Linked DNA regions of Homo sapiens: all the other regions are linked to region 2. Evidence: chromatin loops called from intact Hi-C (ENCODE). Cell type or tissue: Calu3. All regions are shown on one strand.

Evidence for each region. Hi-C counts contacts between places; a loop is a spot of excess contacts. Peaks named below come from ENCODE experiments on the same cell type or tissue, not always from the same donor. Only the 100,000 strongest peaks of a DNase experiment are listed, where the experiment ranks them.
Region 1: a loop joins it to region 2, with 25 times the contacts of the local background. A loop is called at or near these places in 7 of 110 quality-filtered maps.
Region 3: a loop joins it to region 2, with 3 times the contacts of the local background. A loop is called at or near these places in 2 of 110 quality-filtered maps.
Region 4: a loop joins it to region 2, with 3 times the contacts of the local background. A loop is called at or near these places in 8 of 110 quality-filtered maps.
Region 5: it touches region 2 in a loop (7-fold over the local background); 5 of 110 quality-filtered maps call a loop at or near these places.

The regions. Positions count from the first base shown.
Region 1 is chr2:103,158,778-103,163,777 of GRCh38, forward strand. No RefSeq gene overlaps it. Among named protein-coding and RNA genes, the nearest start is that of LINC01935, 180 kb to the left of the region's middle. In Calu3, a CTCF peak has its summit at 2,846 (motif pointing right); a DNase peak (open chromatin) is centred at 2,854.
Region 2 is chr2:104,410,258-104,415,257 of GRCh38, forward strand. It overlaps LINC01831 (long intergenic non-protein coding RNA 1831), which reads right to left and starts at 3,774. Exons shown (of 2, transcript NR_135589.1): 1 at 3,702-3,774; 2 at 1,895-2,412. It overlaps LOC124908058 (a long non-coding RNA gene), which reads left to right. Exons shown (of 2, transcript XR_007088675.1): 2 at 924-1,455. RefSeq lists an enhancer at 4,633-5,000. In Calu3, no CTCF peak of the experiment used is centred here; a DNase peak (open chromatin) is centred at 2,344.
Region 3 is chr2:104,941,735-104,946,734 of GRCh38, forward strand. MRPS9-AS2 (MRPS9 antisense RNA 2) reads right to left here. Exons shown (of 3, transcript NR_110603.1): 2 at 3,270-3,343. Among named protein-coding and RNA genes, the nearest start is that of DALIR, 37 kb to the left of the region's middle. In Calu3, a CTCF peak has its summit at 2,966; a DNase peak (open chromatin) is centred at 2,937.
Region 4 is chr2:104,033,099-104,038,098 of GRCh38, forward strand. The region is part of intron 1 of LINC01965 (long intergenic non-protein coding RNA 1965); the gene reads left to right. Among named protein-coding and RNA genes, the nearest start is that of LINC01965, 160 kb to the left of the region's middle. In Calu3, no CTCF peak of the experiment used is centred here; no DNase peak of the experiment used is centred here.
Region 5 is chr2:103,956,508-103,961,507 of GRCh38, forward strand. The region is part of intron 1 of LINC01965 (long intergenic non-protein coding RNA 1965); the gene reads left to right. Among named protein-coding and RNA genes, the nearest start is that of LINC01965, 85 kb to the left of the region's middle. In Calu3, a CTCF peak has its summit at 2,873 (motif pointing right); a DNase peak (open chromatin) is centred at 2,874.

The DNA of each region.
Region 1 (5,000 bases), 1.3 Mb before region 2:
GTATAGGGGAATAATCTCTTCTTTGTTCTATAAATGAAGAAGATTGGATTCCCTGCCTTAGGGGAAGGTAGAAGCTTTTTGGCTCACTGAAGCCTGAACTTTTTGTAAGAGCCCTTGATATATGGGGGTTCTGCAGAGAAGGGATCCATCCCCCTGGTAAGTGTAGTTCAAAGTGGGAAATTTATGTTCCCTGAAATGTTTAGAGAAAGTTCAGTGCTGATAACATGAACCCAAGACCTCCTCAGTGGGGGCCCTGAGCTTGGAAGCCCTTTTGCTCTTGACTCATGATAGCCTTGGGCTTGGGGGAGCTGAGCATCCAGTGGGTACCAACAGAATTCTGCCCTTGGATCCCAGCATAAGCCATTGCCACAGAACCGGCGGGGATGTGGGCCATGGCAGGCATCTACCCCACAATGCACAAGTACCCACCAGGCTCTACTAGGTCCCTGCCTAACAGTGACACCTTGTGACAGCAGAAGAGGCAGTGTAACTATTATCTCAGGGGCCAGAATAGTCAGCTATTAATAAACCGGAAATACTTTTTACCATGGACCTAATCTGGAGTTTAAAAACTTATTAGCAATGCCCCACATATGTTCCTTGCTAATAACAGTGTTGGCAGATGGGTTGATTTGATAGCAGGGAAACTTTCACATCCTCTCCCCTTAGATCAGTAGGTGTGGGGAGAGAGGCAGGTGGTCGTAAGACACCAAAAGCAACCCCACACATCCAAGCTCATAAATTACCCGTGGAGTGACGTTTACAACTCTTACTTAACGATTTTAAAATACAACTGGGTTAACTTAGGGAGTCATTGAATGTTAGTTAGGCTGATGAACTGAAAAGGCAGTGTGCATGTGTATGTGCCTGGGTGTGTGTATGTGTGTACGTGTGTATGTTCTACTGTAAGCCCTAGTGGAAACTCTGCTATGGTCCCACTTCACTAGATCATCCTGGCTCATTCAGTGGAGGGCATCAAATTCACAGGCTTAACTAGGAGAGACTGACTTTTGTGCCTTGTCTGTGCTTCAGAGCATCCACTGGACTCCAAGAAGCCTATGGTCAGCTGTAGCCCCCATACACACAAAAGAATTTTTCTTGCCCACTCTACCTAAAACCAATCTCTTTCAGTGTGACAGAGTCTTGAGAATCTGTCTGATTCTTTGGTGCTTCATTCTGAACTGGTCCTTTTGTGGAAGGTTGAAATGTCCTCAGTTGGAATGCTTCCTGTTCAGGTCACTATCACTGATGTCTGAGCCTGGGAAAAGTCAAAGGATGCTCAAGGAGTGAGGTTGTGTTGATTATTTCAAAGTAATTTTATAAAAATCAGGCCAAAAGATGGTAAACTACAGTTCTCTTTTACTTAAAGAACATCATATTGAGAATTCGTTAACAGTCAAACCAAGCAAAGTTTCTCCTACCTACGGTCAGTGCAGTATTTTGAGAAACAAGTGGAGAGTTATAAGAAAAAGTCACTGTGCTATTGATCTGTGCTAATGGCAACGCAGATGATGACAGCAGATGAATTTAAACGTCTGAGCTAAAGAATTGTGTACCTTTTGCCCTAAACATGGAGAAAATTTAAAATGCTCTAAGAATCCCCTTGTTCTAACCTTTCTTTCTCCACTTTTTAACATATGGAGCTTTCCTGCAATTTAAGCAACCACATTCCAGAACACTAGGTTTAGAGAAAAGATAGGCTAGAGTAGAAGCAAACTGACAATTTATACTTTTTTTCTGCCTTCTATATAAGTTAGTGCCTGTTAATTAACCGGTGTGAAAAATTCAACATTACAGGGTAGGGTTATTAAACATTTTTAGGACCAATACAGTGGCAACAGCCTCAATCAGTGTAATGTACCCTCCTACAAGTAGTGCTTAATTACAGGGATTAGCAAGCAATGACTCTTTTAGTTAGCTTTAATTTTTCCAGACATATTCCAGCCAAAAAGCCTGGCTCCTCCATTTCACTGGTGTGTATGATACCAATGCGGAATCCAGTGGCGAGAAAGCGACTAGAAGACAATCTATATAATTGGCTGAAATGACATCTCTGAGGAGCAGATGCTCTGTAATCTTGCAAATCAAATTAAAAGCAAAACAAACTATTTCCTTTTAGCTGTGACCGAATTCAAATGTCCTTTTGGTATTAAAGGAGCAAAACAGTCTTAATTGTTTATTGATTATTCAAATCATATAAGCCTTAGATATATTAGTGTGGTTTAACTGGTTGTTTTTTAGCACAGGGGTCAGGGCTTAATGGGAAAGCCGGGTGCCAAGAGCTAAGAATCTCTGCTGCGTGAGAATGAGTCTTGATGTGCCTTCTCTGTTTGGGACGACCTGGGATGTGGAGCGCAGAGGTGGCCCCTTCATTAACCTGCGGGTTGCAGGAGCATTATAAGTAGTTTTTCTAGCTGACTGAAAATGAGCCTTGAGACCTCTATACGGAAACTTCTGTTTGGTCTTCCTTGCTGTGGAGACACCTGCCAAAAGTGAGCTGGCAAAGGATAAGAAGCAGAGCGGGGTGGGGGGATCCTCAAAGATGATCCGTTGCTACCCAAATGAGTTTTTGGTCAAAGTCTTTGAGCACAGTGCAAGAATGAAAAATAGAGTGGGAGGAATATTTTTCAGCTATTTTGCAATCTAATAATGTCAGCTTTCAGGATTGAGGAGAAGGAAAATATGGAGGGCAATGGAAAGGATTTAAGAATATTCTGAGATTAAAATGTTATCTTTAAATATTGTACTTCAACTGCACAGCGACCAAGGACTTTCATGCTGCCTGCCAAGGGTGACTAAATCTCAGTTTCCTTGTAGTAGAAAGTAATTAGCTGTTCCCTGCCACCACTAGGTGGAGATGTAGGTTTACACAGAGCTGACTCCCTGGCTAAAAATGGCCTGTGATGGCTGAAAAATCCTTAAGGAAAATTTTAAATGTTCAAGATTGATCAATTACGAACCATGTTGGTCACAAATTCACACTAATCTTTAAGGGTCCATCCCCTTAGATTTTAAAAAATCCTACATCACACAACAGCAGCAAAAATCCTTCAGTGTGCAGTTGTAAAGTTGTCCTTGTGAATTAGAATTATTATTTTTTAAGCCATAAGCTCTGATGTTTAAGACTCTGAGAGAATAATCACGCCATGTTATAAATTGTCTGCTGCCAATACACACATATTTTCCTTTATTCTCACACCAGCTGCTAGCTCATGCTATCAGTGGTCAGGAACAAACAAACAAAAACCACCCCTAAAAAAAACAGCACAGAGCTTCCTTTCCAACTTCACCCATGGAAGTGTGCCAGGAACTGGCAGGAGTTGGGAATTGTGTGTTCGAGTTTAAGGGGTTGTTTCTAAATGTAGTACTTTTTGAGAATCTCATTACCTCACATCTTGATGTGTGAAGTATGATTCACAGCGCAGTTTGCTAAAGGCTAGTTAGCTCTTGTCTCAGCGGTCTTAGGTGTCTAATATCGTATTAATCAAACCTTAGTGAAATGAAGCATTTCAGTTTGTTTTGGCTAAGCCTCTTCTCTCTACTGAGTTGACCCCTTTTCTTTTATGTAAACTTTTCTATACCCATTGGTGGATGGCATGGGCTATCAGATGGCTTCCAGAATAGACAATGGATACCAACCGTTTTCTAGAAAGGCAGAGAGTCATTTATTATTCCTCCTTTCACACTTTGTCTCCCAGATGAAAATGCTTCTGAAGTTCATTTAATCATTCAGTCACATTTTCTCTCCCCCCCCATTCTCTTGGTCTCTTTCATAGAAAGAATACCTCATAGATTTCATCTAAGTTGCCCATGTAACCCTACTCTTCAGAGGGGCTATTCCACCTGCCAGGATCCCATTTAAAGACCCAATTTTCTCATGAAGAAAAGGGACTCTCCATTTATGTCTGGGAAAGTTCAAACAGCAATATAGTCATTGCTTCATTGCAATTACGCAAGTCAAAATCTCTTCCAAAATGAGTATCAAACTTGAAAAATGGTGAATTTTGATAATAAAGCCATCATGGCCAAAATACATTAAAATTCTTATTAAATATTTTCTCCTTAAAATTTCAAAATGCTAAAATTTTTATTACTGTGCAGATTAATCTATGAAGAAAGGCAGAAGTCATTTTTAGTGCCCCATATTTACCAGTTTAAAAAAAGAAGGAACAAACAATTAAACATTTAAAAACCAAAATTTATATCTAAAATATTGCTTTCCATTTTGCCATTAATTTGTGTCTATAATAAGGTAGTATTAAGGTAACCTTCAATTTGTTTCTTTTATGTACACACCCACAATTAGGACCATACAAAATCAGATAATTTGTTCACAACGAGCACTATGTAAAGGGAAGCCCCATTTTTTAATTTCAATGATAGACTTTTTAAAAAATCATATTTTATGTCAGTAGATGTCACATTTATTAGATATTTTCTGATTCTAGGGGAAGGGGACTAGGTGTGGAGCACATCCTTCCTTGAATAGACATTAAATGCAGGCACGTTATGAGCAGAGCATTGCACGAAGGTTGAGGAGGATGCAGGGCTGACCAGCCCTGTTCTAGACCTACAGGAGTCTCATAGGCTAATCACAGGGTTCATGCATTTTAGGAACACCAACATCAGCATGCTACAAATATTATCTGTAAAATGGCTATTCTCTCTTTAGCAAAAGGAGCCTTAGAGTGTCTGGTAGAAATGTGAAATCTTTTATCCACAGGAAAAAATAAAACTTACCTTTATTAATAAGATACAACTTGTGTGTGTGCTTAATATGTGCTAGAGACTATACTGATTTAATCCTACAAAAGCCCAATGAGATGGGTACAATTATTGTTCTCATTTTGCAGAAGAAATTGAGTAACATAGAGGTGATGGAAGGTGCCAAAGAAGACACAGCTAATGAGTAGCGAGGCTACAATTCATACCTAGGTAATCGGACGGCAACATCAAGGATCTTACACGTTTTGCTGTCAAATACGAGTTCGTATTTGCTT
Region 2 (5,000 bases):
ACCACAGATCTGAACAGGTCAGTCCTCCAGGCACCAAGGGCCAGATTTACGTCTATCTCTTGCAGTGACAGTTGGTTCCTACTGGCCTCAAATGTGCAAGCAATTAGACAGCTGTATGTATAATTGGTTTGACATGCTCCGTTTTTTCTTCCAGAGAGAAAAACTTCCTTTAAAAATTTCAAGGATGAATTTTTGATGATATAGATAGCTTTTTGAAATATGATATTTTATCATTTATTTGGATCTAATGGAGATCCAAATAAAAGTGTGATATTTTGAGAAAGTATTAGATGTGTATGGCATCAGATGGTTGGCTTGATCCTTGAATAGAGAACTAGGCTGTTGGAGCCCAGGTCATGAATACCCATATCAAAATCTGCCTGTTTGTTTCAGTCTGTTCTAAAACCTAATGACAACCTAGTACTTAGTATTGTTGGAAAAAAGAATCGTTGATGGGAGGATAGGCAGGGCTAGGTAAGAGAAAAATAAAAAGATTAGTATAAGCCTGTATCTAGAAAACAACTCAAAGCAAATGACCTACCGAAGCCCAACCAGTAGTATCATTTTCACCTACAAACAAGAACTCTTGGAACTTTCTCTTTGTTATTTGGAAAGAAAAACAAAAGTACTAATAATCAAACTCAAGGTTGGATAGCTTTAAGAGTAAGGAAAAAAAGAAATTACTCATGAAGTTAGAACACTGAAGAAATAGAAGTGAGATGGATCACCACAGGAAAATCCTGAATGAAGCAAATGTTTTCTTGAGTACAAGGATGTATAATTTTAGGAAAGATTGAGCTATTTGCCATCTTGCTTATGTATATGTTGTTGGATTTACTTATTATGGATTTTACCACTTTAGTGTCATGGTTAGTGTTAAAGTACGTGGGGTGTGTGTCTAATTGATGTCATGCCTATCCCAGGAAGTCACTAAGGAGCAGCCCTGTCACAACAGCCTCCAAAGGACAGAGAGTGAACCACAGAGGAAATTCGAATGCATGTACAGTGGGTTCCATTACCAGGGAGCCTGAGCTTGGGACAAGAGGAGCTCATCACCACCAGAAAATACTACCAACATGCCCAAGAGTTTGTTTCCCATACTTTTAAAGAAAAAGAAAAATGGATGGTTCTGAAATCACCTGGGTTTGTTTTATTACATTATATCTTCTGGCAAGATCAGTGATGGCAGATGTGATTCAGCAATAGAAGCATGGCTGTACTGGTAGGTTTTTAAAATAAATTCAAGGGCTGTACTTTCTGACTGGCTACCTCCCTGTGGTTTGGCTTTTTAATGGAGTTCAATAGGCTTCATGTTTCTTATTATGATTTCCTTTAAAATCTCTGTATACGATAATGTTTGTGCTACTGGATATTGTTCTAGTTTTATTTAAATGCCACATCTTCAACACAGTATAGTAAAGATGTGCTAATTAAACTCAATCTATTTTACATCAATTAATTCAGACTGTGATCTCTCATCAGATTGCATATGTTAAGTAGGACTTAGGGCTGGTCAACAGATGTAAACTATTCAGAAATGTGGTGAGAAACCAACTCCAATGACAATTCCTGAGCCAGATTTTTTTTTTTACTTGTTCAGATGCTAAAGGATTGTATTTCAGTTCAGCTACATATTGGACATCAGAGAAGGCTACATTTTATGGCTCCCTTGAGTATATGTCAGTTGTAGTTATTTTAATTATTTCTAACATTTAGTTCTCCTGAAATGGCCACCCTTACTTTGATGCTTGCATTGATGAAGGCCATGATCACTGAGCAGCACGGTGCTAAACTGAATGAGAATAGCACAAGGTGACTTTATATACATTACACACATCCCTTCCTTCCAGGAAGCGGTCCGCCTCCCCACCAAAAACACAAGAAAAGCACCACCAAATTTGACTTTTTAATAGACAGTTTCTGCAAAAAAAGCTACACAAAACAGTAAGCATTAAAATTATTAATAGCCCTGTTTCTGTGTTCTTGGGAGACAGTGACAGAGTTTACATGCTAGCGAATCTTGCATACGCAAAGGTCAGGCACTCCATGCCTCAAAAGACAAATCCACGAAAATATGAAGACCACCATATGTAAGACCCAGCATTCCCATCACATCTCTCTAGTGTGAATGTGGGGAAGTTTATTGGTAGAGTGAAGTTTAGAGTTTCACACAGAATTAAGAGGTTTCTTTGAAAAGTCTATATGGTTATGTTCCTAGTGACAGAAAGAGTGATGTCTGAGAGTGAAAAGGCTATGCAAATTACAACTATTCCAAATCAAAGTTGAAGTCCAAAGATCTCTGGCCAATCAAAGGGTTCGTTTCTGCCCCCTGGTGGATGGAGAGGCATTTCCACACGCCCATTATGTTAGTTGTAAAACAGGGACTTCAATGGGTTTTCTGAGAGTAGGTTTCTGAAAAAGACAAACAGTGATGTGGTCAGATTTAACCAATTTTCTTTTAGTGAATGCTTTGTAACAAAGTAAAAACTTAATATGGGCAATTCTGTGCTTCCTCTGTCCTTTAGCATGTGACATGACATTTTTATTGGGGCAAGTGGCTCTGTGTATTATGGTCTTGTGTTACTCTCCACCATGTGTTTCTCTCCATATCAATTTCTTTTCCTTTCTCATCTGCTCATATCCAAAATAGAAGCTAAAAAGAGAAAGGAGACTTCCATCTCCCATTATTTTCTTCCTTGCATTTTTTTTTTCTGGCATCCGTTCTCCTAAGTTTCACTCCTTTTCCTTACCTTTTCCTCCCTGATGTCCATGGTGGTATTTGCTATGCTATGCTTTCAACAGGTGGATGATTTTATAGGACTAGCAACTTACAGTTTTCATTTATTTTCCAGGTCAAATAAAGCAAAAACAATATGAGAACAAATTAATAAATGCATGATAGTATGGCATCCAGAGCGATTTCATGTAGATTTTGCCACCCTTATAGAAGTATTTTTGAGTGTGATAAGCTCTGAAATTTTATAAAATTCTTGCCAAAGGTAAAAATAATATGTAGTGATGACATTCCCTTTTCACAAATGCACATATTGTAGAACCTGTGCCTAGCCACAGGATCTCACAATCTTTTGGGATTGGCAATTCACACAGTGCAAAATCCCATTTGCAACATAGCTTTCCCCAATCCCATGGGATTCATTGTGAGAGCATTTTAATATAATAGTTTTCTTACAGTTGAGAACTCTGGAAAGATAGCCCCTAGTCTAAGACAGAGGAACATTCAGCAGTTGTGATAATGAATTGATAGCATAAAAAAATAGTTTACCTTTTACATTTTTATCCTGCATGTGCATTTCTTACCTACTTTTCTCTACATTTTTGTGATTTCTTCTATTAGAAGGGCACAGGAGCACAGACTTTGGATTGCTACCGCATTCATCTATTTCTTTTAAAGACAAGAACTGGAATCATACTCCTTTAAGAATAATAGGTGTGCCCCTACCCACATCCTAGGAAATCCACTTCACTTCTTCCAACTTGTAATAAAACAACGATTTATGAATATTGTCTCCTTTTTCGGTAGACACCTCTTTTCCCTGCTAAGGGTTGCTTGAAGACAGATCAATGTTCCAATTTAATTAAAGTGAACCCCCAAGGCCCAGCCCCAGCTTTTTTTTTTTTCATTTTTATTTTCAGAAGTATCGAGTTCACAAGAAAGTGATTCTTTCAAAAATGGTACGTACGTTTCCAGGAAGAAATACCAGACGGAGTTCCGTATGCTTGCCTTCCACAGAGAGCTCACACTTCAAAATGTCCAGTGATCTCCGAAAACTGAGCAGACCAAGAGTGTCAGCTTAATTATTGACTAAATATCGATGACAATACTAACATTGACATGTGGACAGGAGGAGTAAGAGATGTGAAAAATACAAAGATGACACAGAAGCCTCGTTGACCCAGAACTAGACCCTTTCCCAACTGTGAACACCAGGCTGGAAAATCATAGATCATTCTTAGAGCAGTCATCACTTTTAAAGACAAAGTTTTGATATAAAGGAGAAAGAATCTCTGCTCTCTATGTTTAGTGGTTATTCAGGGGTTTTGACGTGAACTCTTTCAAGAGAGCCTCCCTTTTGTAATCACCAGGATTTGTGGTTTGCACAAATCTTTTCAAATCTTGTCATCGTCACACATACTTACACATTTAGATCTTTACACAGCTGTAAGTCATAAACAAAAACAACAGAACTTTTTTTTGGGGGGGGGAATAGTTCAAATTAGAGCACACTTCAAATGAAAACAATCAAATGCAAATGAAAAAGTTTAGTTCATGTATAAGAAAAAAGGTGAAGCCAACCAGGTGTGTTTTGCCTGGTTCTTTTTTGTATAAACAGATCGTTTTTTTTTGTATAAACAGATAACTGACTTTTAAACCCGCAGACCACAACATTTTAATTCAGTCATTGTCATTTGGAAAAAAAAAAAAAAGGATGAGGAAAAAGCCACAGACAAATTAGGACCAAAAGTAACCAATTAGGACAAAAAAAAGTAACCAAATTTAGCAATTTAAAAAATTGGCTTTTTTTTGGTAGATGAATTATCCTCATCCGTGATATACATTTAAGAATGAAACTTACATTAGCCCCTTAAAGTGGTCCTGCGACTTTAATTATTCACAAAGTACACAAATTTAATGAGTTTTTAAATATTAAAACTCTTCTCTATTGTCACTACGGTGAGCTCTTAATTTACAGAGCAATTAAGTCAGGACCCTCATTTATCAGGACATGTGCGTTTGTTGAAAATGTAGTCAGTTTTTATTCATTGATGCTATGGAAATACTGAGGTGAAATTAATGTGTGCCTTCAGAGGTCGTGCCGGTGGTGGTGGGGAGGTAGCAAGGAGCAATACGTGAGATAAATAAGTAACTGCTATTCCCCGATTTCTCTAGAGATTGCTGAAATATTAAGTGGCACAATGGTTATCGTTCTCAGCCAAAATGCTTGCAAGAAAATGCCCCCTGAGTTGTTCTCTGGCAAACA
Region 3 (5,000 bases), 530 kb after region 2:
TCACTCACTCAATGCTCGCCGTGTCCTGCTCACTCCTGTCCAGCCTGGCCTTTTTCATACAATCCACGGGGAATTGGCGCTAGTAGGTAGTAGGTAATTTGGAAGATTAGATTAAATAATTTGGAATATACCCATGGATATACATGAGCCCTAAAAAAGGGAAAAGGTGTGGCCCCATGATGAAAGAGTGGAAATCAAGCTTAACTCTTGGGTAATCAGCGTATGTGTAGGGCAAGTGTATTCTATTCAAGATTTACCCACAAGAGGCAAAAATACTGTGTCAGAAGTTAGCAGATAAAACAGGAATATGAAGAAAATGGCACAACTTTTTTTTCTACCTTTTTGTGATCCTCCCTCCTCATGGTTTGAAATATTTTGTGCTAGTTGTCAAGTGTGGGCCTTATAGGCTGATGGGACAGGGGTCCTCACCTCAGTTTTCTCATCTGAAAAATGGGGATTTCAACGTCAGAAGGTTGCTTTGATGATTATCTGAATTAATATATGTAAATCTCTTGGTAGAATACACGGAATTTACCAAGTTGTAAGTTGATGTCAGCCATTATTATTGAGTTAGGAGAGCTATGTTTTTTGTTATGTTTTGTTTTTGTTTTTGTTTTTGTTTTTTGAGACAGAGTCTCACTCTGTTGGCCAGGCTAGAGTGCAGTGGCATGATCGTGGCTCACTACAACCTCTGTCTCCTAGGCTCAAGCAATTCTCCTGCCCCAGCCTCCTGAGTAGCTGGGATTACAGGCATGCACCACCACACCTGGCTAATTTTTGTATTTTTAGTAGAGATGGTCTTGAACTCCTGACCTGAGGTAATCCTCCCACCTCAGCCTCCCAAAGTGTTGGGATTACAGGTGTGAGCCACCGCGCCTGGCCTAGGAGAGCTATGTTTAACCAAAGAGCTAGTGACTAATAATACATAACTAGTATTACCATACTGAAATTTTTTGCCTCTATATGCATTTGCTAGGGCTGCCATGACAAAGTGCCACAGGCTGAGTGGCTTAAACAACAGAGATTTATTTCCTCACAATTCTGGAGGCTCCGAGTCAGAGATCAAGGTGTGGGCAGGGTTGATTTCCTCTGAGGCCCCTCTCCTTGGCTTGTAGATGCCACCTTCTCCCTATGTCCTCACATGGTCTTCCCTCTGTGCATGTCTGTGCCCTAATCTCTTTTTATGAGGACAACAGTCACATTGGATTAGGGCCCACCCGGATGACAAGCTTTAACCTTAGCTTGTTAAAGACTGTATCCCCAAATATCATCACATTCTGAAGTACTGGGGTTTAGGACTTCAACAAGGGAATTTGGTGAAATACAATTCAGCTTATAACAGCCTCCACATCAGTAGAAGTACGGCTTCCATCAAGAGTTTTAAAATAACAGAAGTTCAGATTTGTATACATGGGTATATAAATGAAAGGGATCAACCTGGAGGACATTATTAAGTGAAATAAGCCAGGCACAGAAAGACAAATATTGCACGATCTCAGTCATAAGTGGAATCTTAAAAAGATGCCTTAATAGAAATAGAGAGTAGAATAGTGGTTATCAGAGCCTGGAGAGGGGAGGGGTAAGGGGAAACAAAAGAGGTTGATCAATAGATACAGAGTTGTAGTTAGGAAGGAAGAATAAATTCCAGTGTTCTATTACATAGTATGGTGACTATAGCAGATAGCAATGTTCTGTGTATTTCAAGATGGCTAGAAGAGAACATTTTGAATGTTATCGCTACAAAAAAAAAATGATAAATGTTTAAAGTGATGAATATGGTAATTACCCTGACTTAGTCATTTATACAATGTATATACATGCATTGAAACATCACACTGTATCCCATAAATATGTTCACTTATTATGTCAATTATACATAAAATGGAATTAATTTAAAAAGAAAAACAAATGGGGAAACAGGCTCTATCCAGACCCTTGAATACTTTCACTGAGATGAAGCTGCATGCTCTGTGACTGTTCCCCAGTACAGAATAGACACTCACAGTCTGTAGACAAGTTAAAATCAAGCAGAGGTGAGGGCTATTATAACACCAGTGGAATTGATCAGTGTAATACATTTGTTGACTCAACTCACGAAGCTTGGATAACATAAACCAACAGAAATCTGCTTGAACCTGGGATCATCCAGGCCAGAGAGGAGGCTGACGAGTTGCCTTGGTCCTTGGGTGACTTGACCTAGCACTGAACTCTGTGACCTATCAATCCATGAAAAGACAGAAGGAAATGTTTCACACACGCAGTTCCACACCGTGCCTCCATGAGCTCAGTGACAGACAGATTCGCCCTTTCCCACTGCCTTCCCTGGGAATCTTCTGTTAAATAGCTAGTCCATAGCTGCTTTTTCGCACCATGGCTATGTCACCCCTGCCCTTGTGCCAGAGCAGATTGAGTTAAATATTTAACTAATTTCTATTTTAAAATGTGTTAACTCAATAAGTTTAGATGCATATTCATGATCCTTTCAAATATTTTCTCTTTTGGGCTTCTTCAGACTCTCATTTTGGGATTTGCTAAATATGTCAGCCCAAGGAAGGTATTTGAGAAGCATATTTTCATTAGATATTGGTCACCACGTCGCTTGAGCATGAAGCTTTCAAAGAAAATTAAAGTGAAAGGAAAAAAAAGGTCTAGTATTGGTTATTAACTCCACCTCAGGGTGACTTCTCTTCAGGGGCAATTAAATAGCAGCTCTGGGCTGCTAAGTTTAGTGGCTTTACTTGTAGGTGGCACACTTTTCTTCAAGGACAACCGCCAGTCAGATCTGCTTTGATTTTTACCTGATGACACTGAGGCTGCCTCTGCAAAACCAGATTTTGTTTGAAATTGTAGATGTGACCACATCTATGTGCTCTGACCTTTCTTCTTTAAGAACCAAGTTTTGCATTACCAGGTAAATGCCCTTTCAGTGGAATTTTCATGGAACACTGGGGACATCCTGTGGTCAGCTTGGTTTAAGGCAGCCAGTCTTTTCAGCAACAATCTCAGGGAATAAAGAAATAAATGTCCCACATGAATCCTAGTTTATTTTGCAAGAACAAGAAGATAAAAGAAAAGAAAAGAGAAAAGAAATACACTCTTGTTCTTAATAATTTTTGCAATATAAACCTCTTTTTTTTTGAGCAACACAGTTTTTCAGTGAACGTGGATGGAGCAATTATTTTTGTCAAGGACAGATATTTTCCGGACACAAAATACAGCTTCAGCAGAATAGAGGAAGCATGACATCAGGCGTTGCTCCGCGATCATACCTGGTTCTTACCATCTGCTATTGTAAGTTCCATGTGCCTTGGCTCAACTTCTGGTCCTCGCAGGAGACAGCCTTCTGCAAAAAAGCACACAGCATGGCTTAAAGGGAAAATAGTGGGTATTTTGGCAGTTTTACACCACAGATAGTGTACCAGTGACACTAAATTGAAGTCATTTAGTTGTAAATGTGATATTACATTTGATGGTTTCCACTGGCAAAGCACTGAGCTGCCCACGTTAAACAGAGGCAAAGAAATGGAACTTGGAGAGCAAAGCCAGTCACCAGAGTAGCAGACCAAAGGGGCTTGTAAAAGCGTTTGTCGAGTCATTTAGAATCATAACTCAGCTCAACACACATGGTACCAGGAACAGCCAGCTCAGTTTCAGCAGTGGAAAGCAGGCAATGGAGTTTATGTTGTTCTTCTGTTTATTAAAGACGGATGGGAGCACTCGACAGAAAAATCAAACTTCTGGTCATGGCTCATTAATCCCTGTTGTATCTGTCAGGGGTATGTGTTTGGAGTTCCAACAAGCCTCTAGAAGGAAGATCACTGCTGAGCTTTGGTATTTTCTCTAATTTTGAATGGAAAGAGACGCCAATCACCTAGAAGGAGAAATAGAATACGAGGTTATTTTTAACTCACCTACTTTAGTGGTCATTAAACATAAATGAGTTGGTTTAAGACAAAAATGATTATGGTTAATAATTTTATTGCCAATTTTTGTCATAGGGCTTTCTTTAGGAGAAGCAGTAAGGTAAAGACAAATGTGGAATAAAGCCAGATATTATGGCTGTTCTAGGAAAAGCTCAGCTTTTGGAGATAGATCTTTGGGTGAACCTGTGCAGACTCTTTGTGTGTGCCTGTGGTCATTGAAGTGCAGCTTCTATCAAATTGTCTCCTGCCTCCTAAGCTGGAGATGGAGATAAGACCCTGGTCTACCCAGACTGTTTACAACAACCCAGAAGACAGGAGCAGCGCTATTCTGATCCCTGTGTTGGAAACAATGGTCCTTTGTGAGACGATGTATGTTTCAAAGCCTCCACTCTGTGCTGGCTGCACCAGCACAGCTGATCAAGACTACAGGACCAGGAGAAATGCGGGTTTTCCTGCTGACTCAGGGCTTGGGCTCTCAGATCCACATTTCTGAATCTCCCAAAGCCTCAGGTTTCTTGTGTGTAAAAGGTGCATCATGACACTCATTTAGCACACACCTCAGAGGATTTCTTAAGGATTAAATGAGGTAATGCACATAAGTAACTTAAACACAGTACGTGGCCCATAGGTGGAAGCACTTGTAAATGTTGTTCTTGGGGTTGCTATTAGTACTATCATCATCTCCATCATCAGAGACAGCGTTGTTTGCTCTAGGTTGTGATCCTCCACACAATAGCCTCAATCCGCTTGTCAGGACTATGTGGGAGGGACAAGGAGAGGTTGGAGAAGGGTCCTATCGGCTCAGCTTGGCCCACTGGTTGGGGCAATGATTGAATTAATACTTTTGGACTCCATTCTGGGCTACGTGCTGTGAATGATACAGTGAAGTTTTAAATGTCGTTTCTGCACTCAATAAAATTTAATCCATGTTAGTGGGTACAGGAAATTATCTGCGCAGGCAATCTTAGGTCAATAGCTTTCAAGTAAAGTAGGTGGAACCCCTAAAGGGAGACCAGTGCTGAGTGGATTGAGAATTCAGGAGTAAGCGGGGAATCAAACTAAGCACCTGCTACACAT
Region 4 (5,000 bases), 380 kb before region 2:
AAGGTTGCATATAAAAATTCAATTTATTACTAGATAATCAATGGTTTTGGCCAGCTAATATCTGCATCAACATATAGGACTGAGTATATGTCTTCTTAGTGTTCCAGATAAGCCATTGTGCAAATTGTGTACGTGATAACATAATGAAAACTATTGACTCAAATACACTTCACTATTCTAGCATATATAAATGTGGGATATATCTTGAGTATCTTTCATGTTATAACTATGATATTACTCTTTCACATAAAATTTTGTTTATAGATTATTGCCTTAACAATTCTCATCTAAGACTAAGTCTAATTTATAAAAAAATCTAGTTTCATTTTGTGTGTACATGTGTATATGTATTTGTAAACATATATATGAGCGTATGTATTTTTACGAGTTGCCCTTCTGAAAGGTCTCCAACCTTTGCAAATTACTTTTTACTCTACCTAGACACGCTCCATGTTGCACAACCAGCAGGGGGAGGTAAGATTTAAGGAAATAGCAAAATGAACTTCACAGAAGCAACTATAGAAGGCAAATAAACAAACAAACAAAGGAAGAGAGACTTGTCAAGGAGCAGAATGGAGGGTTTCTAATGCACTTGGGATAGGTTTAGTGTCTTAGATATGGTGTTGGCTATCAGAATTTTGATAAACATTTGCCAATGTACTTTAGAGGTCCAGGTTTTAAGTACTGTAGACATGAATTCTAGTTATTGAAAACCTTTGTGATGTTTTTCAACATGCAAACTGTAGCTGAATTTATATACGTGGATCTGTGAGTCAACTGACATAATACAAAAGTATAGCATTCATATAAATATTCCCATAAGCTTCGAAAAAACATCAGTCTTATTTTTAAAATTTCACAGAACTGCGTTTTCCCACTTAACTACTTGTATGCAGCAATTCATAAAAGAAAACTACATGAGTAACTGAAGGATTCTAATTTTTTCAATATTTTTGTTAAAAGCATCATTGAAATTATGTTTCTGTATTTGTATACAAATGACTCAAATAAATGTGGATAAGTTAGATGCAATGTGTGTTACTGAAAGAGAGTTACGTTTCCTTGAAAATGATCAAGTTTAGGATTTGGAGTAAATAATATGATTTTTATATTTACAAACCACATTTTGATAAACTTCAATTTAGCCAGGATAAATGTTAACTCTTGCTGGGTGCTGCGGTGGTATGCACTTGTAATTTTAGCAACTCAAGAAGCTGAGGTGGGAGGAATGATCGAGGCCAGAAGTTCAAGGCTGCAGCGAATTATGATTGTGTGTGTGAATAACCACTATACTCCAGCTTGGGCAACATAGTCAGACTCCCTCTCTTAAAAAAAGAAAAAATAGTTAGCTTTCCTGGTATTTACAACTTTGACAAGTACAGTGAATGTGTCTGCAGTTAATATGAAGAAGTAGATTTCTTACATAAAGATGCAGATTGATGAGAAAAATATATTGCATTACATTAAAATTGTTGCCAAGAAAAATAAAAAATTAAAACCATATCTTAAATTTGTTAAGTTGATTTCTTATTGGAAAACACTTTCACATATTTTATTTCATTCTATCATTAACTGTCTTTTAAGAAGAACTTATTATACCCATTTTTCGGAATGAAAAATATAGCATGTTCTTAATGACATTTTAAAATAAACCTTCGTTCCCCAAATTACATGGATTTTATTTCTCTTTTTTAAGATGTAATAATGAAGTAATTACTAAACTTACAGGACTTAAAAACTGAGCTTTTTCTATTGATAATTTTTCTAATGTAACTCAAAACAGTTAGCATGTGTAACTATACCCTTTCACATTTTAGTTGCCTCATTGCACATATTGAGACCCAAAAGTCAATTTTTCAAGGATTTCATTTCAGATCACCATGTTAAGCAAGAGTCAAATTTTGAAAAAACTGAATTAAGTTGAAAGCAATTAAAAAATCTGCGAATCCAGCTACACACACGTGTGTGTTCACAAGCACATACCACTGATGCCCCGAGGCAACTTTATTGTATTTGCCAATATCCCTTTTTTCTTTTTATGTAATTTTCAACTTTTAATTGAAATAAAACCATTATGTATATTTATGAGGTACAATGGGATGTTTTGATCTATGCATACATCGTAGAAAGAGTTGATCAAGGTAATTAACATATCTATCACCAACTTATATTTTTGTGATGAAAATGTTAAGAATCTGTTCTAGCAATTTTGAAATATACAATACATTATTAATTATGGTCACCATGCAGTGCAGTAGATTACTAAAACTTATTCTTTCTATTTAACTGAAATGTTGTACCCTTTTCTTATCCTTTTCCTTCCTTCCCACCCCCGCCCAGCCTCTAGTAACCATCACCTTTCCACTCTCTGTTTCTATGAGATTGACTTTTTTAAGATGCTACATATAGGTGAGATCATATGGTCTTTGTCTTTTTGTGCCTGGCTTATTTCATTTAGCATAACGTCCTCCAGTTCCATCCACACTGTAATGAATGACAGAATTTCCTTCTTTTTAAAGTTTGTATAGTACTCCATTTTGAGTGTGTGTATATGCACACGCACACACACCATGTTTTCTCTATCTATTCATCCACTGATGAACAAAGCAAGATAGGTTGCTTACCTATCTTGGCTATTGTGAATAGTGCTGAAATGAACTTGGGAGTGCAGATATCTCTTCAACATACTAATTTCAATTCCTTTGGATATATACTCTGAAATGGGATTGCTGGATCATATGGTAGTTCTATTTTTAGTTTCCAATATTCCATTTTTTTCTCTCTCCAGCCAATGTATAATACCTGACTGTGATTTCAAAAGATTAATGAATAAAAAGAATGATTGGGGACCATGAAGTTCCAGGATTGAGGATTATTGTAGAAACAAGACCTATAGTTCACAGGTGTGCTGAGAAGACACTGGGCCCACCTCCCCCCGACAACTGGGCGTTTCTGTTTTGGACCCAGTGTTAAGTTCATGTAAGAGAAAAAAAAGAGACTGTGAAAGACTTTTGCTAAAATATCTAGTTCTTACTAAAATATTTAATTCCTTTAAGCTCCTGAATATTTTATCATATATAGATTAAACTGAGATTCATAGAATTTAATGTGGGGATTTGGGCTATTTTTGGACTTCAGATATGCTGATTTTGTTCCTCCACAATATCAATATACTTTCTTCTAAATTGGTGCAGAACAGTTGATTTTCTTTTATAATACTTCACCTGTCATGCCTTTCCAGAATCTCCCTTTACATTGAACAGATCACTACAACTCTCCATTAACCACTACAACCAATTTCTTATATGTGACAGAAAAACTTGGAGGGTTTTATGCCACAAACCCTCAATATTTGTGATTCTATGAATAGAACATTAATATGTAAGTATGGCCATATCCCATAGTCCTAAAATAATAGGACAAATGTTGAGCTGTGCTTTACTAGACCATTTAAGGGGGATATATGATGTTTTCACCAAACTGAGCAAAGCAATCTATTCAGCTCTGGCATTTAGAATATGAATTCAAAAGACTTTGAAAGTTGCTATACAAAATCCAGATTCAGAATGATGTACAGATAACCAGCCATTTAATAGAGAACATATCATTCCAGATGGCCAGAATTATTCCAGATGGCCAGAATTATGCTCCCATAATTCATAATCTGAGAAACCTCAATAGCTTGAAGCAACAAGCTAATTTTTCAGTCATGCTTGAGGTCTAACATGGATTGGTGTTAGAGAGGAAAGAAGAAAAGTGTTCTGCTCCATCAGGTCACTCAGGGACCCAAACTGATGGAGACTTACCATGTGATGATATTGACATTTCAAAACAGAAATCTGCTGAGGCAGTGGAAGTGAGAACAGGGAACTATGCTTTGCCTTTCAAATGTCTCATCCAGAAGTCACCTATGACATTTACATTACATATCATTGGCCAAAACTAGTTGCATGACTACTACATTCCACTTCCAAGAAGTAGAGGATTGTAACCTGCCATGTGCCTGGAGATAGAGAATACGACAGGTCGGCTAATGCCTAATATCTCCCTTAGAAACCAGTGGCAATCAAATGAGTGTTAATGTGATGGGAATTTTAGAAAGGAATACTTTATTTTTAAATGTTGACTATTTTTATAATCAATTTTAAAACAAAAAATTTAAATCTTCTTCAAGAAACATTTAAATAATTCACCAAGAACTTTAAAAAATCTTAACTGTTAAAGGAGTATTTAGTGTTCTTCCTTTTAATAGGCCCTTATTTCAATTCTGGTGTCACCTAAAATGTCCATCTGTGCACCATATTGTCACACATTGGCATGGCTGATCCTTAGTATTCCTATTTTTTTAAAAAATTAAATTTCCATTACATGGGACAAGTAGGGGCTTCCTGTACTTATATGATCCCTGAGTCATGTTAAATCTGGGTGTTATTTAATCTTTGAGTACTTTTGACAGATTTTGATCCTGATGTTGATGCTTCTAACTTGCCTCCTGCATCTGACACTTTGCTGGTCAGAAGTATGTCTGGATCTATCAGTATACAGTCCTCACTTTATGTGTAAAGGCTGATTTCTAGGGCATCTGTAAATAATGACTCACTCATCTTCCCAATAGAATAATTTGCCTACATTAACTGAGACAGAAAAGCATTTAAGCCACTGTTTATGACCATCGATATAGAATATGAAGGAAAAAAAAGAGATACAAGAAAAGGACAAAGACTAAACAAGGTTAAAAAAATAAAAACCTCACTGTATATTGTACTACAATCCAGAAACAGGGTGCGATAAAAAAGTCAAAACATGAACAGGGATAAAAAAGAAAGTTCTGAATTAGACATAGGTATTAATAGGATCCTGAGTCCTGTGCTTGGAATTCCAAACTCCAAAAGAAGTGTTTGTTTGTTTTATTTATTGTCTCTGTAAATTTGGCAACAAACTCATTATGTAGTAGAACCCAACCTGAACTGAAAAAAGAGCATTTTAATTTTCATTTAGCC
Region 5 (5,000 bases), 450 kb before region 2:
AACTTCCTTGCCACTCAAATGTAATAAACACATCCTTCCCTACATTCTTTCTCACCTTCAGGATCCCATTACTTCATTCCATTATCCTTCACTGAGTCTGACACCAGGTGTCAACCTATTCGCCTTTATAAGATCTCGTAGCCTGATTCTATTTGGCCCAGTGTAACACTTTTAAAAGCGCAATTCTATTTCTGGTTGTATAATTATTTCATTCACATATATCTTCCCCTCTAAATTGTAACCTCCACGTGAACAATGACTTTGTTGTTCATCGGTACATCTCCAGTTACAAGTGCCATTACCTGACACTAAATAAGTATTAGTTGAACAAATAAATTTGAGACAAAAGTGGGATACCAAAGTGCATAACACATTTAATCATGTTTCCTGATAAACTCTCAAGCTAAAGTTGAGGACCTATTGTTTACTTCTGAAAAGGCTCAATCTACTACCAAAAAGGATAAAGTGGCCACTCTCTATATTGCTTTGGGTTAGACAACTTTGAATTAAGGTGTGACAAGAGATGATCTAGCTAATTCATTAATTTTCCCAAATGTATGCTTTTATGATACCTGGAACATTTCCTCTCTGATATTATTTAAAAAAGTGATAGAAAAATTTCACAGTGCAATTTTATTGCGCAGATGGAGAAAGTGAGGAAGAATGAGTTAATTAAAATATTTTACCCTTAAAAATGAATCCAATATAGTGGTATTTACAATCAGCTTCTGTTGATAAATGATAATAGAAAGAAATAATGTAGTTTACCTGAATCTGTACATAATACAAATTACTTTTTCTTGTTTGAAATTTAGGATAATTGTTTCAAAATTTTAGAAAATCCTATTTTGTTTTGCTAAAGAAAATATTAAAATCCGTTTGTTTCTTGTTTGTACATCAATTACTAATAGTCTACTACTATGAGAAGGCATATTGGATGTTAAAGAAATCCTACAATGAAAAATCCACTGAAATAACTGTCATATATAATGCCTTACAGAAATACAAAATTCTTCTTGTATCAGAAAAGAACAATAGAGTATAGTCTGGATTCTGAGCTTTAGGCAGATCACCCAGTTCCCTGAGCCACTGTTTCCTCATCTTTATTCCAGGATTGTATGAGCCATTGGGTTGAGGTAATAAAAACCCACCAAACCAGAATAAAATAAGGCAAAATGACTATTCTACTGCATGTGTTAGAAAGGAAATTATCATCACTCAGATTTCTCATTGATTTTACATAAAAAGAAGAAAAAGTCTATTGTGACAGATCATGTACATCTTTCCATATCTGATTTATTTTATTTCCCCCAAGCTTCAACTCCACACATTCACTCAGATCTAATGCAATCCCCAAGGAACTACCTTATTTCAGTCTCTACTGAGATCAGATCAGCCCCTGCAGGACCCCTTTCAGTGAAACAGAAGATAAGTGTACTTGATTTTCCCCTAGTTAGCTGCATATAGACAATTGAAGATTTAGTATTAGGATTCTGATTAACTTGGAGACAAAAAATTTTACCTTATTTGTATATTTGCATATTGTTGAAAAAACACTTGATTCTATCAATTTATTGGTAATCAACACCAATACCATTTTTTAATTTAAAAACTTTTAAATATTCTTTAAGAAAAATCACTCTATACATTTTAAACAACAATGATAAGAATGATACCCATGTGGGTAAGAGTGAGTTTCTCTTCATTTCCTTAAACATTAACTTAAACTAATTCTCAAAAAAGCCTGTCCTTTAAAAAGAGAGAAACTAAGCTGTTCAGAATAGGTAAGTCATACGTGCATTTACATCTTCCCTTTACCAAAGAATTCAATGAATAGTGTGGAATGGTAAATCCTAACAATTATAGGTAAGACTTGGTCCACATTAGTCATTCCTCATAATACATTAAGAAACTTCAGTACATTTAGCCATGATTTATATCCAGAATTGAACCTTAATATTTCTTTGATTATAAACTAGATCAATGCACTTCTCAATAGCAAAGTTTATTTGTATGTTACATTGGATGTAGCAAAATTCTTTAACTTATATTTTAACCATTTAAAACTCAAACCCATAGTATTAATATTTTTATAGAAAAACAAGAAGGCATATGCTTTTGATTTCAGTATTATGCTCAATACAGTTTCTTTCAGATAAGTTCCTGAACACATTTGGGGTTATTTGGGGTTAGAAGCTGTTGTAAGGGGATGAGGGTAAGCTGATGTATTTTTAAGGTGCAGTGGTGTGGCAAAGGGCTTCACAACTAGGTTTATTTGTGACACCATTGTTTCTGACATCTGGGTGAGACGTCATTAGTGTTGTCGGCGCTGTTGTTGCCGTGGCTGCTGCTGTTTTTGCTGGTATTCCTATAGACGGGCCACTGTGCTGACCATGCACTGAGTCCTATGGAAGGAAGTCCAGGATTATTTTGGGACAGCCCTTCAAGGTGCAAATGGAGTGGCCCCTCATCTTCCTTATTCTAGCTACATGGACTTTCAATTCCATCCTGGTAGCGGCGGCCAGAGGAGGCGGGGGGAATGCCCTACTACATGTTGTTTATGATTTTGTTGCATTAGTTGGTTTCTTTTATTAAACCAGATACAAGTTGTGACATGCTGTTAATTCAATCATTAATAACTAGCTCAAATTGCAATTCTATGTCAGCAGGTTGGTGTTGATTAAGATGTAGCCGTCGCTAGCATATTGTTTTAAATGCTTGATAAATTTTATTTTCTGCAATGATGACTGGGTTGGCTTATTTTTTTTCCCCCTTTTCTCTCTAAGCCAAAAGAATTACACAAATGTCCCTCTGTGGGTCCTCTGAAGATCTCGGCATTCCCTGTGCTGCAAGGCGGGCTGGTAACCACTAGAGGGGAGGAGACAGCCGGATTTATTGAAGGCCTCACCACAGAAACTGATGGTGGGGAAGCTGTCAGAGGACGAGATGCCAAGCAAAAGGGTTTAAGTATATTATAAAGGTCCCCAAAAATGGAAAAAAAAATAGGCTTCTTAAAGTATGCAAGAAATTTGCTTCTAATAAATTTGAAATGACTGGGAAGGTAGTTAGAATGCTAGAATGTGGTTACCTGTTAACCCGTAGTCTTAAGCATTAGCAAGATGATCTATGAAATCAGAGTTAACCCTTATGAAAATAAATGGCTCTCTCCTTAGGCCTATAGCTAATGCACATACAAGTTAGGAAAAGTAGCTATAGGGGAAGGATGAGGGAGGGAATCAAAGATGATTTGGCTGTTCAGGGTAAAGTGGAAACTCAGCGTATAGCTCATTTTCTAAAGTATTCTAACACCTGCCCCCTCTTCCCATCACTTTAAATCCCTTCACTCCATTGCTAAAAGGGGAATAGAGAAAGAGACATCACAGATAGTAAAATATTGATATAGTAAACAAAGAGAGAGGGGGCAGAGGAGAGAAACTTTATTTAACCTTCCTGATCATTCCAAAGTACAATATCCTAATGCGGGTAACTTAAATAAAAAATAGTCATCCAGGATTTATGAGGTAGCATATATACCATGTGAGCATTATTTTTGTTGATTTTTAAAATCCAACTTGACCTTTTTAATCTTTCATTTAAAAAAATAAAATATACTTAATATTAGTATTGTTAAAGCACTATAATGTAGAACTAGAGGTTGTTCTATGTACTCTCCTGAGTGTAATTGCACTAAGATCATTCAGTTTCCATTTGGAAAGCCAGTGGCAATTACTGGAATACAATGTATCATGCATTTGCTCACTGGATATAAAATGTATATACTAATTCGCAATAAAATGTAACAGCTGTCAGTGCATTTTCTGCTCTGTTACTTCAATAAATTGGAACTCTGACTAGAAAATGGGAATATTGCATTTTTACACACTCTGTAATGTGTTTGCTTTTTGCAAATACAATTTATTTTTTTCATGGCAAAAATTGTGGTTTGTTATTACTGCTAGTGGATAAATATTCCTATATCAGAATGAATTACATATGGTATCTGTAAAGAAGTAGTAATATTTTCTGCTTTTTATTGTAGCCTGTCTCCAGTAAACAAAATACACTTAACCTACTTCTGTCACACACTGAGTGTGTGCGTGTTGTTTTATCTTTTTTTTTCCTTTTTTTTTTTCTTCATTGTAATGTGTGTGTGTGTTGGGGATAGGGAAAGAAAGTAAAAGTTTATTTTTTACTGTACATTCTCAGGTGTCTGAGTTGATCGTTAACATTTATTTCCAGATATTATCAATTTCCTTCAGAGCTTATTTTTGTTGAAGTTTCAAATCTCTTCTTTCATACATTTGCTAATCAGATTTCTTTAGAATCGGAAGCAGTGTCTCTGAGTTTTATTTAAAATAAAATGCCTGCACATTTCTGTAATTTTGTTACTTGAGGTCAGACTTTTCACAGATAATTAGCCTTTTACACACTGTGAAATCAACCTGCATTGGTTATTTGGCTAGACTCTTTGCTTCTGTTCTTATTTCCCAGAAGGTTAACGTGCTGAAAATCTAGCTTCAAGCTCATAGTACTGTCTCTTTGTGTTGCTAATTATCCCGTTGCATAATTATTAATATCAGGAGCAGGAAGAGGAAACAAGCACACCAAATAGTCGTGAATGCTGGTGTTCTGGCAGGAAGCAAGCCCTGCATTAATAAAATGTGCCTGTGCCAATATCACAGGAGATAGGAGCGTTCCTTGTTAAGGATCATTTATTAACTGAGATCATCTTTTAGTTCGCCTTGGGGTAATGACTAATGTCAATGGCAAATTTCACAGTTGTCTAGAGAAATGAATTAAATTTGTAATAAAAAGCCCTTCGGCTTGTTGTACATGTTCATTTATTGGAGTAGTTGAACTAGGAGAACTGTAAGGCAACCAAGAACATCGGCTTAATTTTCCTTACATATAATAGTGACCTTTAGCTCCATATTGAAAAAGTTACCTATTATGGACTGGTAAATTAAATGAGAAGTTCCTCTAATGCAAAATAAACTAGA